Linked DNA regions of Mus musculus: region 2 is linked to region 1. The links are chromatin loops, found by intact Hi-C in ENCODE. Cell type or tissue: gastrocnemius. All regions are shown on one strand. Each heading gives the region's core, and the rest is flanking DNA. Links, peaks and the distances in the headings are about the cores only.

The links. A loop is a pair of places that touch in the nucleus more often than their neighbours do. Peaks named below come from ENCODE experiments on the same cell type or tissue, not always from the same donor. Only the 100,000 strongest peaks of a DNase experiment are listed, where the experiment ranks them.
Region 2: a loop joins it to region 1, with 2.1 times the contacts of the local background. A loop is called at or near these places in 6 of 42 quality-filtered maps.

The regions. Positions count from the first base shown.
Region 1 is chr19:11,940,824-11,943,732 of GRCm38, reverse strand. It overlaps Patl1 (protein associated with topoisomerase II homolog 1 (yeast)), which reads right to left. Exons shown (of 19, transcript NM_172635.3): 17 at 1,013-1,104; 18 at 759-908; 19 at 1-402. The coding sequence ends at 381. Among named protein-coding and RNA genes, the nearest start is that of Gm22272, 8.6 kb to the right of the region's middle. In gastrocnemius, for the core only: no CTCF peak of the experiment used is centred there; no DNase peak of the experiment used is centred there.
Region 2 is chr19:11,991,531-11,994,422 of GRCm38, reverse strand. Osbp (oxysterol binding protein) reads right to left here. Exons shown (of 14, transcript NM_001033174.1): 13 at 2,608-2,828; 14 at 309-2,523. The coding sequence ends at 2,381. Among named protein-coding and RNA genes, the nearest start is that of n-TFgaa6, 9.3 kb to the left of the region's middle. In gastrocnemius, for the core only: no CTCF peak of the experiment used is centred there; a DNase peak (open chromatin) is centred at 1,560; H3K27ac peaks cover 442 bases.

The DNA of each region.
Region 1 (2,909 bases), core at 94-2,593:
AAAAGACTTCAAAGCGGGAAGGAGTCCTTTGGTATACTACAACCTACTTTGAATTGTAATAGTGGTGATGGGATAAAGGGACGTTTGTTGTGTCTCTAGGGCAAAGAAAATGCAAAATTGAGAAGAATTGAGTAAAAGTAGGACATGCAAAAGTGTAACGCAGAAGGTAAAAGAAACCAGCAGAAGTACCACCCAGCAGAAGTATCAGAGCAGCGGGAATACCTGGCATTCAGAGCTAACTTCTGAAAACAGGAATGGATCCCACAAGACTTTGCTTTGGGTCATAAGCTACCTCCCCTCCCTCATTAAAAACACTCCATTGGTGATGGCAGCAGTGCAGGTGGCAGCCAACAGGAGGTACAGGATACTCTGGAGATCTTTTACCGTATCCCCTGAACCAGCCTAAGGATATGAAGAGAAAGACGACTTGTTTGTATGAGTAAGTTAAAACAGGATCAATCTTTTGCATTCAAGTTATGGTCTTTACAAGAATTCTCATAATACAAGACCTTAGATGCCTCTCAGCTTGTGTTGTTTTCTGAGGTATTGTCACACACAATACAGTGATCTGTTTTAGCGCGTGCGCACACGCGCGCCACACATACACACACACACACACACACACACACACACACACACACACACACACACACACACACACTCTATGGATGTCTCAATCTCTTACTCTCATTCCACTTCATCCTCCCCATGGTGTGATGTCTGAGATACCAAGGTAGTGAAATGTGTTCACAACTTACTGCAGTTTTGTTTCCAGCAAGTTCAGTTTCTGCCGGTCAACATAGCGAGAAAAAAGGGACACTAGATTTGTAGGGATAGAGATTGGTTTGGCCAGGGCAGCTTGGGGGATCCGTAGAAGTTCTCGGGTTGCCATGAACATCACCTCTGTCCTATGAGAGAAAACCCAAAACAGTATGAGAAGTAGAAGGGAAAGAGAAGGAGAGCAAAGATAATTTTAAATATTTAAAATAGGAGATAAGCTATCAATACTGACCACTGGTTATTTTGCGTTGATTCTATAGCAGGATCTGAACTCTGTAGGTCTTCTCCACGGCTTAGTAGGATTAGGAGCAGTGACAAGCCAAACTATAACAGAAATCAGATGGAATTAAACTTAACAATAGGGCTGGTGAGATGGCTCAGTGGGTAAGAGCACCCGACTGCTCTTCCAAAGGTCCAGAGTTCAAATCCCAGCAACCACATGGTGGCTCACAACCATCTGCAACAAGATCTGACTCCCTCTTCTGGAGTGTCTGAAGACAGCTACAGTGTACTTACATGTAATAAATAAATCTTTAAAAAAAAAAAAACAAAAAAAAAAACAAAAAAAAAACTTAACAATATATCTAAAAGGCTGGAGAAATGGATCAGGAATTAAGAGCACATGTTCTTGAAGAGGATCAAAGTTCAGTTCCCAGAAGCCACATAATAGTTCACAACCAGCTGCTGGCATTCACAGGATGCACACGCAGCAAACAAACAGATCCACTCATACACATAAAACAAATCTAAAAGCAACAACAGCAAAACTCAAAATACAGTGCACCTAAGCCTCTTCCACATCAGCTGATAGGACCATGGCACTGAATGGGACGGCCTCTATACCAAAGTCTTTGTGTAGCCAGGCGGAGAGGTCAGGCAAGCCTGGAATTAAAGTTGTCTTTCCTCTAAATTTTAGTTTCTCACATAGCAAATGACAAGCATAGAAAGCCACTTCTGTATACCCTATCCTGTTGTGAAAATATTTTCCATACCAGTCACTGATAATCTAATGATTTTGTCTTTCTCTTTTTTAAAAGAATCAAAAGAGATTAAGAAGAAAAGTCAAAGTTCATGGAAAATTAGAAGAAAGAAAATTAAGTAAAGTTATTTTATAAATAAGAAAAGGCATTAAGAGCTACATGGGACCCTGGAGATATAGCTCAGTTGGTGGCATTCTTTTCTAGCATGCACAAGGTTTGATTCCCAGCACCATATAAACCTATAATCCCAGCATTCAGGAGAATTAAAAGTTCAATGTCACCCTTGGCTACACTACACAGGAGGTTAGGGGCCAGCCTGGAATACACAACAATGGCTCAAAAGCAAAACAAAACAAATCAACAAAAATATAGAGAAATATACAAAGGGGAAAAAATCAAAGCTGAAAGGAAATTAAAAAAAAAATTATACTCCGGAGGCTAGGAAAATAGCTCTGCTGGTAAAGTACCTGCATGCAAGAGTGAGGACCTGAGCTTCAATCCCAAGAAATCACAGAAAGCTGAGGATGGTAGTGTGTGCCTGTGATTCGGCCTCTGGGAACTGGAGCCTGTCAAATCACTAACGCACATGGCAGCCTGTCTAGCCACAACAGTGAGCTTCAAGTTTAGTCAGAGAACTTATCTCAAAAAGCAAAGATGGGGAATAATCAAGGAAAGAGCCCTGATGCCACCCTCTGACTATATAGCCTCTATGTGCACATCATTCCAAAGTGTGCATGTATGCACAGAGTATTTTCTTATCTGAAATCTACAAACTTACAAAGGCTATTAATAGAAGCCTAAAAATCAGCAACATGAACTCTGAAAGGGCATGGAATGAAAATGCCACAGCACTAGGTTAAATGTGATGCTGGCAGTACTCTCTCTGGAATTTCATTCTACTTTGCTGTGTTTGTATTACAAAGGATAATCTTTCTTTTCCACAAAATTTCCCTGCATTATATATGTAAGCAAATTTTCACCAGAGTCAGGATATTGTATGACTTCTTGGTTTTCTACTGCTCTTATCAAAATTAAAACAGAGATTAAATAACAGGAAGAGCACAACTGGTCACTGTATGTCCTGAGGGATACTGGTATCCTCTACTGCCTCAGATACTTTGTTATTGTTGGTAGGTCAAAGGAGAAAGG
Region 2 (2,892 bases), core at 393-2,892, 50 kb before region 1:
GCCTGGAACAATGGTGAAGAACTGGACTATAGGAGCTTGAGTGATGGCTTAGCCATTAAGAGCACTTGCTGCTCTGCAAGAGACCCTCAGTTTGGTTCCCAGACCCACATGTTGACTCACCTTTCCACACAGTCATCTGGCTGCTGTGGCCACCAGGCATGCACACAGTACACATACACACTACTCTCAGGCCAAACACTCATATACATAAAATAAAGTTCCCACACAGAGCAAATCATCACTGGCCAGGTCTCCCTCTGTCCACCACTATTTCCTGACTATTAGGAGTAGAAGCAAATCAGACAATATAGCTTTTTAAAAATTATTTAATTTAGTAGTTTTTTTTTTTTGAAAAAAAGCAATAAGGCAAAAAAACTGAAAATATATATATAGTCTTATTTTGCTTTCATGTGACTTTATTCCATCTTCAGGACTTCTAAGCTTCTTCCATTAGCAGGGATCTGGGAATCAAGCTAGAAATGTAGTGCAGATAGAGGGAAAGGGGAAAGCACAGAGGTTCCTTGGGAAATTTCCATTCTATCCAAAGCCTCCGAGACGGCGCCCATTTTATGGGCCTCCCTGGAGTAACCCCTTGTGCTGGGGAAGCCTTCTTAGGAGGAAATTCCCTAGTGCTCAATCTTTGATCATTTTATCTAAGGAAGGAGAGTCAGTGGGAACGGACTGAAAATACTAATTTACCCAGTAAAATCCAATTTCCCTGGAGGGATAGCTTCCTCTGGAATGGTTATTTTCCCCAAGGACCCACACTGGCTGAGGCTCAACAGTTAAGGAACAAAAACAAAAACACTAACAAAAAGTACACAAGGAAGGCACCTCAATTTATGACCCTCAACCAAGGGTGGGTTGCACAAGGGCTACATTTCTGAACAGGAAACTAGAACTAATAAAGAAAAAGGGAGGGTGCCAGTGCCAGCAGGAGCAGCTCCCACAGAGCACGAGCGCTCTTAGCTCTCATCCTTGGAAGGAAACGTTTTTGGGATTTAGCCTGAGCTGGGACATAAGGAAGCTAGAAATCACCCTCTTGACTTTCTACCCGTACGCCTCCTAGGGAAGGAAACTGAGGCAGGAAAAAGACCAGGACTTCCTTTCCAAGAGCCACGTGTGATCGGCAAAGCCGAGCTGAGGCAGCCGCAGGGTAGGCACAAAAACCTTCCTCCTTGTCCCTGCTCAGCAACTGCCACACATGACCCTGCTTGGGGTTGCAATGTCCCTCAAACATGGAAAGCAGAGGCACCAACCCATATTAACGCGCACTTGAGAGAGTCCCAGGGAGACAGGTGATATAAAAAAACCAAGATTCTTCATGGGAAAGGGGGAAAAAATTAGATTTTCTCTACATATATATATATATATATATAATATACAGATGATTTAACACATTATTTCAGAAGTGGCTCCATTCTACTGGGACTTTCAAGATGAAAACATTTGTTGCAGAGGAACTTCTCTAAGATTCTGAAGTATACAGAATGGGTCAGGCAATGTTTTGCTCCAGACTGTGGCACAAACTCAAAATGGTACTGTGCCAGGAAACAGAAGCCAGAAAGGCAACGAAAGACGGATGAGGAGGGACTGGGAAGGTACAAGTGGCTAGCAGTCTTCTCCCACCCTGCCTGTGTTTGCAGAGGTTCTCCACCTGAGGGAGTCCATAAAACCCCTTTATGAGGAGCGTGTGACCCTCTTATCAACGACCAAGGAGGCCCCTGGTTGCTGTCAAAGTAGACAAAACCGCAGAGGGGAATTGTATGCAAGTGAAGATAAAATCTCCAAGAACATAATTCAATATTCAAGCCCTAGAGAACACTCTCTCCTGCAGATGCTCCAAAGCCTTAGTTATCTACACGCGACGACCTGTTACAGCAATCCCACGTGTGAGTACACTTCATACACTGAGACCTAGGCGTGATGCCTCTGCTGGGTAAATCTTATGTGTTTCTTTTTAAAGGAACTTTAAAATCAGTTCTTGCTCTGAACAGCACCAAAATGCTCCTGAATCCCAATCTTATGCAGATCTTGGCTGAGCAGGACACAGGTGAGGGTCAATGACATCATCTCAATGAGGCCGAGAGGGAAGCACACTTACTTGCCTTTGAGATGTAGAGGAACACTAACTTCCAGCCACTAAACCACTCCCTTACAAACATGGGCATCTACTACGTCGATTTCAGCGTCAATCAGCTAAGGCAACCAGCCAATCACCACCACGGGTGTCTGCTTCTGGTGATTGATTTGGAAAAAGTGATTGGTTAAGACAGACAAATTTGAGGAAAGCACTCGGTAAGAGTCCCAACTGCCAGCCTTCCCGCACATCCTCTGCCGTCTTCTCCGATCAGCCCTCTTCCTTTGAGTTACAGCTGCTTCAGAAAATATCTGGGCAAGAACCCCAGTCCTGCTTTTCCTTACATTCCCAGTACTCGCCACTATAAATATGGGTTAGCTCCCTGGTGACAGGGTCCTTCTTCCGCTCAAACCACAGTGCTTTATAGGGGTCATGTGGTGTGCCTACAAGGAAAGAGAATGAAAAGCAAGGTTAGAGCTGACACCCACCACACATCAAGAAATCCGAGCAGGGGACAGGCTTGTTACCATCTTCCGTGGCTTTCGCAGCTTCTGCTTCTCTCTTCTTCCTGGAAAGCCGCTGTTTCTCCTCCAGGCGCTGCTTCTCAGCATTTGCTTCATCCCAACGCCCGTTTTCCATGAGTCTCTGGTCGGGCCGCAGCCGGCTGTCCGTGGGAGCAGTGCCACCTTCCCAGGCATTGAGAGTGAGGGCAAGCTCTGAGAAGTAGTACATGTTCTCTGCATTCTTCCTGAGGACAGCAGCACACAGGAAAGGCAGCTCACAGCCTGAACCAACCCAAAGGGGCGAGCGAG